4 separate regions of the Homo sapiens genome follow, and regions 2, 3 and 4 are each linked to region 1. A link is a contact called in ENCODE Hi-C or POLR2A ChIA-PET data. All regions are on one chromosome and are shown on one strand. The core of a region is the stretch at or near the end of the contact, and the rest is flanking DNA. Distances in the headings are between cores, read along the strand shown.

Evidence for each region. Hi-C counts contacts between places; a loop is a spot of excess contacts on that map. ChIA-PET counts read pairs that join two places held with the same protein, here RNA polymerase II (POLR2A). Pooled maps may share reads with other maps.
Region 2: a loop to region 1 is called in a map of B cell, with 2.7 times the contacts of the local background. The contact joins two enhancer-like sites. A Hi-C loop is called at or near these places in 1 of 168 maps with a recorded cell type or tissue (B cell) and 2 of 50 pooled maps. POLR2A ChIA-PET finds 5 or more read pairs at or near these places in 1 of 52 experiments (GM12878).
Region 3: a loop to region 1 is called in a pooled map, with 7 times the contacts of the local background. The contact joins two enhancer-like sites. A Hi-C loop is called at or near these places in 3 of 37 single-sample maps with no recorded cell type and 5 of 50 pooled maps. POLR2A ChIA-PET finds 5 or more read pairs at or near these places in 3 of 52 experiments (GM12878, OCI-LY7 and activated T-cell).
Region 4: a map of OCI-LY7 shows a loop between it and region 1 (2.4-fold over the local background). The contact joins two enhancer-like sites. A Hi-C loop is called at or near these places in 1 of 168 maps with a recorded cell type or tissue (OCI-LY7), 12 of 37 single-sample maps with no recorded cell type and 9 of 50 pooled maps. POLR2A ChIA-PET finds 5 or more read pairs at or near these places in 4 of 52 experiments (B cell, GM12878, OCI-LY7 and 1 more).

What each region holds. Positions count from the first base shown.
Region 1 is chr3:17,193,782-17,196,890 of GRCh38, reverse strand. The region is part of intron 19 of TBC1D5 (TBC1 domain family member 5); the gene reads left to right. Among named protein-coding and RNA genes, the nearest start is that of PLCL2-AS1, 140 kb to the right of the region's middle. RefSeq lists a silencer at 294-343 and an enhancer at 524-633. Within about 2 kb of position 1,475, at least 5 of the 41 ENCODE cell types and tissues checked have a DNase peak (open chromatin) inside an H3K27ac peak, as active enhancers do; they include B cell, GM12878 and OCI-LY7, where a contact is called at or near this core.
Region 2 is chr3:16,800,373-16,803,481 of GRCh38, reverse strand. No RefSeq gene overlaps it. Among named protein-coding and RNA genes, the nearest start is that of PLCL2UT, 78 kb to the right of the region's middle. Within about 2 kb of position 1,606, at least 2 of the 41 ENCODE cell types and tissues checked have a DNase peak (open chromatin) inside an H3K27ac peak, as active enhancers do; they include B cell, where a contact is called at or near this core.
Region 3 is chr3:16,822,830-16,825,938 of GRCh38, reverse strand. No RefSeq gene overlaps it. Among named protein-coding and RNA genes, the nearest start is that of PLCL2, 61 kb to the left of the region's middle. Within about 2 kb of position 1,703, at least 3 of the 41 ENCODE cell types and tissues checked have a DNase peak (open chromatin) inside an H3K27ac peak, as active enhancers do.
Region 4 is chr3:16,840,493-16,843,601 of GRCh38, reverse strand. No RefSeq gene overlaps it. Among named protein-coding and RNA genes, the nearest start is that of PLCL2, 43 kb to the left of the region's middle. RefSeq lists an enhancer at 1,037-1,286. Within about 2 kb of position 1,586, at least 22 of the 41 ENCODE cell types and tissues checked have a DNase peak (open chromatin) inside an H3K27ac peak, as active enhancers do; they include B cell, GM12878 and OCI-LY7, where a contact is called at or near this core.

The sequences.
Region 1 (3,109 bases), core at 226-2,725:
TAATACATTGATCTCATTGAAACAAGTTCACATTTTCAAAACAAGCATTATAACGGAACTGACTCTATACAGTTCATGACATGCAGCTTCTGGATTTGGCGAGTTGGAGGAATGAGAATATAGAAAGGTTACACTCTACATAATTTTCTTGTTCTCAAGTAACAAACCCATGTTAATTAGAAATTTTAGAGTTAATCCATTTTATTAATGGTCAACATATACCCAAAGTATTTCACGACACCAACGTGTGCATCGTGTATGTCTGACTCATATGCTTTGACTCCTCATCAGAATTCTGCAGGAGCCCTTCTCCCTAGGATAAATCCCTCAATTTTAAGGTATGCCCTGTAGGGCCCTTTACAGTCTCACCCTGTTCAGCCTTATCATTAGTCCTCCCTCTTACTCCTCCCCAGCCCCTCAGGAATGCATAGCTGTTTCACTTCCCTTAAACCAAGCATGCTTTCTCATACTTCTGTGTTGTTTCCCTTCACTGTCTCTTCTGACCAGAGTGATTGATGTAGCCACAAAATAGAGTCCCTTCCAGTCTCAGCCCAAGCACCTTGTGTCCCATGGAGCCTTCTCTGCTAGGAGCTTTCAGCACTTGTAATAAGTAGCTGGGGCCCTAGTTAAGCTGCAGATTTCAGAGCCCCTCCCCAAACCTAAAGCAGCAGCATCTTGAGATGGAGGGTGTCCTACGTAATCTGCAAATGTTTCCCGTTTTGAATGTCAGAGAACTACTTGTGTTTACTTATAAGGCTCTTGCAGGCGCTTGTCACTGTATCTTCTGTGCCAGATATTGTGTCTGGCACTCAGTAAACGTTTAGGAATAAATGAATGCTGTTGAGGGTTTTGTGTGTTGTGCAAGTATTGAGATGTCTTAGGCTTTGCTCTGGCGTCCTCTAGAGCCTGAAAAGTTGCTTCATTTCTCAGCAGCATTTACCAACCACTTATTTAAAAAGCTAATAGGAATTGTTGGTATTTAGTGAGAGATGGGGTATAACTTAAGGGATGAACTAACAAAAGTATGATAGGCATATGAATAAACCAGGCAATTTAGAGAATTATTTCCTTCTCACCTTTTTTTCTTTCCAGAAGTCTCAGAAGTGGTAATGTTTATGTTAAAAAAAAAAAAAAAAGAAAGAAATATCAAGGCTGTTCCAAAACTTACTTGCTTTTACCAGTTGTTACTTAAAGTAGTTCTTAAACTGTACTTGATCCTCAGCTTGGATTTGCTGCAGGGTACGGTTTTTTGTCTGTCTCTATTGGGACATTATAGAGGTCAGTTAGCCCAGAGAATAAGTTGTGCAAGTGTGTACATTTCATCTTCACACGGATCAATTAGCTTTGTCATAAGAAAAACAGTCTTGGCTCAGGCCCTTCTATCTGGGCCAGCCATTGTGCAGATGCCTACCCTTGGTGCCAGGAACAGCAAGGGAGAGCACGCAGATGGTTTTGCCCAGCCAGCATTGCTATGAGAAACTCAGCTGGAGGCCCTGGTGCTGGCTGGCTGGTTTCATCAGTTGGTCTTATCACGTGTAAGTGGGGAGGGGGAAAACCCTTGTTAAGTAGAGTAACATCTGTGTTTATTGTCCTGGTGGAGGAGAGAACTACATGGGTTTCCAAATGATTGGTCAGGTTGCCTAATTATAAAAACACAACACAGAAATGACAGCATAAAAGCCCAAAAGATGGGAGCATTTCTCCACAAATGCCATTTAATTAGACTCCCATACATAAGCACTTCTAGGAGACACCTTTTATACCTTTTGAATTTTTACAGGGCTAAGAAGACATACCATATGCATATAATTATTTTAAACTGCAGTTATAGGACTTTTGCAAATAATGAGGTTTGTAACTCTGCAAGTGAGGTTTTATTCTTCCTCTGGTTACACCTATGTGAAGTTGGTCCTAATTAAAGGTTTTATTTCAATTTCCAGTATATTTATTCCAGATTGTAAGCTTATTTACTTTACTTTAGATATTTGTAGCACATGATCCTGTTTTCTGGCACCGTTCTTGTCTTTTCTGTTTACTTTATTATTTTTTGTAGGCAACTTCTAGGAAAGCAAAATTAGATTAAAATGGCTCACAATGTTAAAATGGCAGTAGGTATAAAAGCATGTTTCTAAAGGCTAAAAGTTCTTAATAAATATTACTTATGATTTTTTCAGAAATCATATATTCAGAAAGATATCTTCTGAAAATCAGGGATGAATTTAAATACCATGAATTATGGAAGTATTTTTGCCATTTCCTTTTCATTGCATTTTATGTTTGAAAAGCATCTTTTATTCTCTGATACTTAATACACAGCCTTTGTCAAAAGTTACAGAAGAGAGCATGCATAATCCAATAAAATTAATTCATATTTCACTTGTTTTTAATGAGAAATTGTATAAATGTTTGTGTTTACAATAGAATAAACTGATATCTAATGGTCTAAGAATTAGCTCTAAATAGAATAATAGAGCTACTCAGTACAAAACTAACTCAGGGAGATTGGAAGGCTCTCCTGGAAGCTTGTCACCCTGCTTCTCTCCCCGCTGCATCCTACTCCATGTTGAGAAGAGGTCTTTCGGACTGTCACCAAATACGCTTCTAACCATGCAGCCATCTGTTAAAATTGCCTTAGATCAGATAGATAGTAAAGTACTTCACAGCCTTCCTAGAATGACGGGAAGAGATATTCAGAAGTAAATATTAATAGAAGGTTAGCGTGAGATGAGTTATTTAAATCCTTGCCATCCAAATTGTGGTCCATGGACCAGCTGCATCCCATCCCCTGGGAGATTGTTAGAAATGCAGAATCTTAGGCCCCAACCCAGACCTACTAAATCAGACTCTGCATTTTAACAAGATCCCCAGCTGATTTTTATTCATATTAAAGATCGAAAAAATTGATATTAATAACATTAATTGAATACCAAATAAGGAATGAGATTTTCTACATATAAAGCAAGCTTCAAATATATCCTAGTGTGAGCATGTTCTCCTTGTAAATGGTGGCTAAGTGCTAATAGTTATAGAACACCTTCTGTAAGTGTGTCCTCTGTTCTAAGCATTTTACATGTATTAGCTATTTTAATCCTCAAGCAACGCTATAAGG
Region 2 (3,109 bases), core at 357-2,856, 390 kb after region 1:
TATCAAGGGCCTCCTCTGTGTTAAGCATTGTGCTAAGCACTTTACCTGGATTATCATTCCATTTACTGCTCGTAATATTACATGATCGTACTGTTCTCCCCATTTTACAGATGAAAAAATTTAGAATTAGAGAAGGAAAGTACCTTGTCTGAGACCATCCAGCAAGTCAATGGATACAGATGTGAGCCGATATCTGACTATAGCAACTGCTGCCCATGCTCTGCCCACACCCCACATCTTTCCACTGCCTTCTGTTGCAAGCATCTGCCACGCTCCACTTGAGGGCTTTCTCTCACCCCAGTGAGGCAGGCCATTAGTCTCAGAAGCAGAGGAAGTTAATGCCCCTGGAAACAGCTCTCATATAATGACAGATGAGAGTTGGAGGATACATACCCCATCTCCCTTGCCTCTTGGTTGGGATGACTCTGAGGCTTATTTTTCCCCTTCCTTGTCTTGCTTCCTCTCTTCCCCTCCTTTGCTTCCTGGGACCATCTCTCCCCAAAATTTCTTGTACTCAGATTCTTCTTGCTGGGTATTTTTTCCTGGAACTTAAACCAAGACAACCTTGCACCATGCTAGGCTGCCATGAAAATTAGACAATAGTGTTCTAGAAAAATACATCAAAAAATTCGTTTTTCAGCTTCTACTGCATTCCCTTTGAGTTTGGAGCATAGAATCCAGTTATATCAGAGTCTGTATCCCTTGAGAGAGAAGAGTTAGGGACACTTGGGGTTTGTAGAGCTATAAAGGCCACGAGGCCTTAGAAAGTGGACCCCTGTGTTCTTGTTCTGCCTTCAGCCACTTCCCCACTCTGTGCTCACAGACAAGTATGGAAACTTGAATACCTACTTCTTCATTTGTAAACAGAAAGCTCTATGATTCTGACTCAGATTTTAGATCTTGAGCTCAAGATAATCCAGCACAGATTGGCTGATCTATAGTTAAGGCTGGAATGCATCACTTTATGCAGCTGACAACTTTGCATAATGGAAATAAAGACCCAGACACTGGCATGCAGGAAAAGGTGAAAACACAACGCTAAACAAGGAAATAAGATCGACAGAGATAAAGTGCTGGGCAGTCAGTCCTAGGTGAAAATGTTAATTGTAATGCAGCCTTTTGGAGAAAAATGGAATGTAAATCTCTCAAAATACAATGTGTCCAGAGCTAAATATGCAGCCATTATGATGATTTTCCAAGAACTGTCATATTCAATTGTAGCGCTGAGATGTTTCTTTTCAGCTACACAACGCTTTTACACAATTAATAATCTCTTTTTAGAATCAATATTATTTTTTAGTGGCAGAGGCATTACTGAATGCCATGTCCTCCAGCCCTGTCTTCGTGGTGGTTGTTTGTGGGACCAACTGTAATAATTCTTGTGATTTTATTCAAGGAATTTGGGAAGAGAAAAAGATTCCTCGTAGAGCTTGAAAACAAAGCAAAGAAATCATCCCATGTGACTTTCTCCCCTGAAGTTCTCTGTGACTCCCTGTCTGCCATCAAGCTTGGGCTTCGATGTTAATTTTTCCATCTGCTTTGGCTGCAGGTAATTTGGAGACACTGACGTCATCAGACCATCTGTTCAGTAAAACCACAGCGATGCTTTCCTCCTGAGTTGTTTATGCCTTGACAGCTACTTTGGGCTATTTTCAATATACTCAAAGCAGAGACTAAATTGTGGTCCAAACAGTCCCTTAGCATTGCATCTAAGTGTAAAAATTAAAGTTAATTATTTTTGTAATTGTAACAAAAAAATCAGATGCACACCGAGTTATGGAAACTACTGGTTAATCTCAAGACAAAGGAAAGCAGATAGTTTGCATCATGATTTTTTTCTTCCTGATGCCTTCTGACAGCCTCAGTTTGTCTAGTCTGACCATTCCAGTTATGCCTAGGGCCTGACACAGGATAGTGCCAAATAAATTTTGTAGGATGAATGACTGGTATTTCCTTTATCTAAGGCACTCTTGAATATAATCCATTTATATATATTCTTTCCAGTCAGCTGTCCTCCTGTGCCCAGGAAGAACTGGGAGTTAACTTTCACTTCCTCTTTAAGAGGAACTTGAGAGGGCTGCAGAGGAAATGGAGATTTCATCACTTCAAAATCTGTAGAGACCACATTACACGTTTTGGAGGGTCAGTACTGCCTCTAGAATAGAGTGGATTTTTTTTAAATTCCTACAATGTGAAACTGATAGCAAATATTAAACCAAAAGCAAAATGGATTTGGATTTTAATGCAAATCATGAAGACTGGATGTACTTCTTCAAATAAATCTTAACAGCAACAACATAATTTTAAATAAATAATTTTAATGTAAATCATGAAGACTAGATGTACTTCTTAAAATAAATCTTAAGAGAGACAACTTATAATTGACCTATATGAACATCATGTCTCAAGTGATTTTAAATTATAGTACTTTATGTGTGCTATGTTGCACAAGTATCCTGAGATCCCCTTGCATTGCCTGAATGCCAATTTTCATTTTCATATTTAAGAAAGAATATTCTTAAATTCATTTCTTATTTCTTGCTCCATTCTTATCCCTTCCTCCTTCTCTTCCTCACTACCTTCCCACACTAATTCATGCCTAAGTCTTGTTGAGTTTGCCTTCTAAAAATAGTTCTTGATTCCTCTCATTTTTATTTTCTTTCCTAGCATTATCTTAGATCAAGTTACATTCATCTCTCATCTGGAGGTCTCTGGTCTTTAAACATCCACTCTTGTCCTCTCTAATTTGTTTCCTACAAGTTACAATGTAAATTTGATCATACTATCCTCCTAAAGACCTTTAATGACATACCATTGTTTTTAGAGTGAAGATCACAATCCCTAATAAGCCCTCCAAGGCTGTGCAACATTGTCCCCTGACTGCATAGGGGACGTTTACATTCCTTCACATTGCTTCACATTCCTTCCTCCTCTGTACTTCAGATACTATGGAATTTTGTTTGCTTGTTTGTTTCTAGTCCTTCCAACAGGCCGGCTCCCTCTTGCCACAGGTCCTTCGCACATGATGTTTATTCTTCCTGGTCACTCTTCCCCTGGTTAAAGCCTACCTATTTTTCAGATCTCAATTCTTTTTAAGTTTCTCTTTAAA
Region 3 (3,109 bases), core at 454-2,953, 370 kb after region 1:
CCTCAGCTTTTTAGTCCATCTAATGAAGCAGCAGACTAATTTAAGACAAGCATATGACGAACCTCCCATTCCCACACATGTGTCAGTAAGCCTTCAACCTGATGGGCTGGACCTTAACCACAAACAGAAGACCCAGCTGACAAACTACACCCACACTCCACTTAATTCAGGCTGGATCCCAGCTCTTGACCTTTTTTTGGGTGGATATGGGAAAGGAAAAGTTGGAAATTTTACCCTCGGTCTGTGGGAGGAATGGGAAAGTTTGCACTTTCTGGTAGAAATTTTTTAAAACCACTAATTATAAATGTGGCATTGCTTGGTAAGATCTTTTTCTCGGCTTCCCAGAAAACAGATACAGGGCCTCCATCCCCGGCTCCATGGCTACTTTACAGTAAGAGGCTTTGCCAGGAACTTGCGTTTTTCATGTAGTGACAGGAAATGAACCTGTTGGCTAAGAGTATTAACTCTGGAGCAAGATGGCCTGGGTTCAAATCCACACTCTGAAATTTATCAGCCATGTGTTCTTGCAGAGACTTTGCTGTGCCTCTGTCTCATCACCTGTAAAATGGGAACAATGTCAGCATCTCTCTTATAAGATTGTTGTGATAATTAAATGGATTAATACACGCAAAAAAGCACTCAGCACCATGTATGTCAGCTGCACCTTGGAATCTCCTGGGGGGAGCTTTCCAAAAATATGGATGCTTGGGTCCCACTTCTAGAGATTCTGGTTTAACAGGTCTGAGGTATGTCCTGGACATCAGAGTTTTTAAAATCTTGGCAGGTGATTCCAATGTGCAGACAAAGCTGAGAGCATTGAATATAAATGCTTATTAAATAAATGATGGCCCTCTGAGTGAATGAATTTCAAAGAAATTCAGATGCTCTCTTCTGCACGTAAGCATACATTTTGTAACTTCTTTATGACATTTTCTATGTGGTCGTCTTTCGGTGGCATTCAGCATGGAAGGCCAAAAGATCCTGGGCAAATTTGCAAAGAAGGTCAAATGCTTCTGGAAACCTCCCCATCTTCCCTGCCCTCTTCTCTCACCTCTGCCCCTGGCTTCAGGAAATTCAGGTGGCCCCTAGAGGCTCTGATTCAGCTGGGTAATGAAAGACAAATGGTGAAAATTCCATAAGGCACATAGGTATTTGTAAATCCAAATAACCTTTAACTAGTGGAATAAGCCTGTGGAGGTGTGTTACATGGGAGTATCTAGTGGAGACTGGAGAGGCACATCTTCTCCATCTCCCCAACTCTTGCCATTTCCAATGACCCAAGTCAATAGGTGAACTGGGGCCGCCAATGTGGCTCCCTAGCATCAAAAGACAGTACCTCTGAAATTAATCTCATCTGAGATGCTGGCAGATTGAGTTCAAAATATTGCTGATATAGTGAGTAGTTATCAATTGAGTGTGTCACATCCTACAGATGTAACATAGTATGCTCTCAAATTAAAATGGAATCCTTTTGACTTCCCTCTCTCACAGAAGCCTTGCTGTCTGTAAGCCTTGTAAGTCACCTGTCCCAACATCTTCAGTTTTGTTAGTGATCAGAATCTCTAATGCCCCTGGAGTGAGGGTGGGGAGACGGCAGATGGTAAAGGCAAATAAGATAGAAGGTCTGCCCTGAAACAGGAAATTGAGGAGAAGGCTTTTAAACCAACTGAAACCTTGATGAGGGGGTGGTAGCATCTGTGGTTTGAAGCACAGATTACCCAAGTTCCTTTGTTAGTGTACCTGGCATTTTTTCATAAGCCTCCATGTTTCCCCTCGGCTTGGTATCTTATTTAGTAAGCACGCTACTGAACACATCTGTTCTCACAATAGGAATTAGAATCAAAAGGCTTCCTCGGTGATTCTGGAATTTGTCACCAGAAAAAGAAGAAAGTTCATTGACCAAAGGTAGTCATTGCACACCTGCAACCTGAAACATCATGGAAGCTCTTGTACTCCAGCCACCAGGCTGTGGGGCTCGCCCTGAGAGGCCTGGGCCACCAGCTACAACTATTCCCTTTCTGCCCTGAGCTGTCAGGATTTCTGCCAATGATTCCACTTGTATGAGCTATCTATAATAAACTCACAGAAGCATAGAATACAATAGTGGTTTCCAGGGGTTGGGGACTGGGAAAGTGGAGAGTTGTTGTTCGATGGGTGTAAAATTTTAGTTCTGCTCGATGATTAAGTTCTAGGGATCTATTGCACAGCATAGCGCCTATAATTTACAATACTGTATTAGACACTTCAAATTTTGATAAGAGGGAAGATCTCATGTTAAATGTTCTTAACACACACACACACACACACACACACCCCAAAAACAAAAGGACACAAGGGAACTTTGGGAGGTGATGGATGTGACTATTATTTTGATCACAGTGATGGTATCACGGGTTTTTGCATATGTCTAAACTCATCAAATTCTGCACATTACATATCTGTAATTCTTTGCATACCACTTATACTTCAGTAAAACTATTAAAAATATTTCTGGCATTGTAAAAAAAAATAACAACAACCATAATTGTAGCTACCACTTGCATAGGGATAACTATCCTAAGGCCTAACTGCTCTCCGTTAACTAGCAGGTCCAATCCTCTTAACAACCCTATGAGGTAAGTAGCTTCATTTTCCAAACGAGGAAACTGAGACACAGAGAAGTTAAGTGACATGCCTAAAGTCACACAGCTAGAAAATGACAGAGCTTGGAATTGGGCAGCCAGTTCAGTTCTGGCTGCACTGCCCTCCCAGAAAGTGCCTAGCCTGGCACAACAAACCTTTTGTTAGGTTATATGGTCAGGGACTCTATTTCAAAAGCTCCCTTTTTTAAATAAACCCCCAATAAGCACCACCCTTCTGCCACCTCCCTCTCAACTCTTCCTCAAGTTAGAACATCTAAGCTACTTCCCAGGAGGTCCCTCAGCTGCCCTCATCCTACACTGCCTTCTTCTACTCATAGTTCCTCTTCAATGTTTCAGAGAACCAGGGTTCTCCTATATCCCAAGATGAATTTTAAATCACTCTTCCCATCAGTCCTCCTTGGAGAAGCAACATCTCCCATCATCTGTATATTCCATTTCGCTCTGTCCTTCTCTGGTGCCCACAAAAC
Region 4 (3,109 bases), core at 337-2,836, 350 kb after region 1:
TCATCACCACTGGGTTTGCTCCGAGGATCTTATCATCTACATGAGAGGGAAAGATCACTAAGGAAAAAAGACCATTAGGCACCATTAAGGACACACGTCAGGTGAGTGTTAGGAATATATTTCTTAGAATATCAGGTTTAGGGCTGAGCCTTAAAGACTTGAATGAATGATTCAAACTTTAAATGAATTAAACCCCTAATAGAATAAAGAGGCCAACCCAGGGCAATTTCAAGCCTACCCAGCAAAACCCCAACTTCCCTCAAGGGGCAACCCTTCCTGCTCCCTAAGTGGAGTGCGTGGAATGTGCCTTCTCTTAGGAATATCCTTTCCCACTTCTCCACCTGGCTGACTCCTTCTTAGACATCATTTAGGACTTTGCTACTTGAAATGTGGACCTTGGACCAGCAGCATTGGCATTACTTGGGAGCTTGTTAAAAACGCAAAATCTCAGGCTCCACCCAACCCTGCTGAATCAGAACCTGCATTTTAACACGATCCCCAAGTGCTTTTTGCATCCGTTACAATCGGAGACGCACCAAAGTAAGACATAGCTCAGATATTATCACTTCCTTGAACCCCTGGCTTCGGTGAGGTTCTTCTCCAGGGAGTGCCCACAGTGCCCTGGTCTTGGGCCCACCACAGCACTCACCACACTGAAATGTGTTTGTTGGTTCTCTGTCTCCTACCTGGATGGGCAGCAAAGGTGTCTTATTTATCTTGGCTTCTCCAGTGCCTATAACAATACTGAGTAAACATCAGTTGAAGGAACGAATGAGTGGCTCTGAAGAAAGGTGAAAGCACTCTGGAAAATTAGCATTATGTTGCTAGGAGCCCATCTGGAACCTAATACTTGACATTTCTCTCTCTCAGCTGCTCCAGCTGCCCCCTGCATACATGAACGATTTCTCTAAATGCACCTAACTTCAGCCTTCAGGCCTGAGCCAGCGTTTAGGGTTCTCTGAGTCTTCTGCTTTTAAGCCACCTCATCACGGAACCCAGTAGGAAAACCCCAACAAACAAGGGCGGGCCCTCTGCTGCTTGGCACAGCCACCTCAACAAAAGCTGGGCACTTCCTGTAAGGCCCAACCCTGGGCCTGGCATCCCATCCTGCAGGGGGATCGCCCCTCTCCCTACTTCTGCTCACCACCTCCGGCACTTCCCCCGGTTACTTGGGTTGCTGCAGGAGCTGGGAGCACACCTTGCAGCTGCGGCAGCTTCAGAAGCTCAGATTTAACAAATGCTGGGCCGGCCTCAAAGTTAACTTCAGTTCAGTTTTCAAAGATCCTGCAAACAGCAGAAGGAGACCAGCCTGCTTCTTGTTTCTTGTCAAAGAGCGCTGTTCCCTAATTAGCCTCTCATGCTAACTTGGGGGAGCATCTCTATTCTTAGATAATACAGAAAACTGGTTTTACCCCTTAATAGTGTCTTTCTTTCTTTTGTAAATAGTTTTTTAATAAACATTTTGGTAGCTACATGAGGTTGGGTAATGCCCAAGGCTTTACCAACCTCATTGTGATATTTTTTTCACTTGTAACATATGTGACCACAGATGCTGCCACAGGCGTCACGTGGCCCCCTCACTGTAGCTGGGAGGGGACACACCTCCCATTTCCCTCTGACCACTGGGCTTTGTCTTTTCTCTCTCCTGTCTAAATTACTGAGCTGTCAGATCTAAAAGGACTGTAAAGAATAGAGATGTCATTGCCCTCTTATTTTAAAAAATTAGTAAAACAAATTGCTTTAAGTTTTCTAAACTTTTCAAAGCATTTTTAATGCAATACGTCTACATGCTAATTGTAGAAAATGTGGAAAAGCCAGAAAAGCATAAATTACCCATAATGCTACAATACAGAGAAAAATCACTCAACATCTCGGTAAATTTCTCACTAAACTTCATGTATCCAGAATAATGCATGTGAATGACTAGCGATGGAGCTGTCCTCCACCTTCCAGCCCCCACTGATACTTCAGGAACTTGGTAATAATACAAACCTGCACTTTATGCAGTTTGGAGTTTTATTCCTACTTACAAGATTATGAGTGGGTTTATTGTACTTCTATAGTTGAGCTGAAACTACGGCAGTCCCTTCTCACCTGCACTTTCACTTTCCAACGTTTTAGTTATTTGCAGTCAACTGCAGTCTGAAAATAGTAAATGAAAAATTCCAGAAATAAACAATTCATAAGTTTAAAATCGTGCAATATTCTAAGGTGCTTGATGAACTCCCACGCTGTCCCACTAGGTCCTCCTGAAATGTGAAATATCCTTTTGTCCAGAATACCCACGATGTATACCACATAGTAGTTGTTTTGGTTATCAGTTTGAAAAAACAGAGAATATATAGGATTCAGTACTATTTGAGGTTTCAGGCATCTGGTGGGGGGTCTTGGAAGGCATCCCATGCAGATAAGCAGATAAGAGGGGACTACTGTGCATACAACTTTGTATACTTCCTTTTTTTTTTTTTTTTTGCTTAAAGGAATATCAAGAGAATTTGCTCATGTTAACACTTTTTTCCCCCATTTTCTAATTTGTCAAATGAGTTTAAATGAGGTGATAAAATTGTTGGAAGTTGGGAGGTTACTAATCTGTTGTAATAAGATTTAAATAAAATAATATATTTTCAAAGTGCTTAGCTTGGGGCCTGGCATATAGTAAACTCTTCATAAATGGTAGCTATGACCATAGATTATTACTAAAATCTCATTTTAATGCCAGCATATTTCATTCTAAGTAGCATATTTAACCACCCACCCTTTTATTGTTCTGAGCTTGTTTCCAATTCTCCCCATTAAAAATTGTAGCACTGCAAGGATATCTTTGAGTATAACTTTTTGTTTCCTTTACAAAATTATTATTTCTTTAAAATAGATGACTCGGTTGAAAGATATAAACATTTTAAAGGCTTTTTGTTATATATTGACAAATAACTTCCCAGTGTTAATAACACTCAGTATTAATAACTGGCAGAAAATTTGGTACTAGGAAGTTATTTATCTATGTATAATAAAAATTGTATCAAATTTCTGGCCAACCACAAACGGGATTGCCCATCTTTCTGCATCCTCACCAGTAGTCAATCTTCTTTTTAAATCTACAAACGTAGCA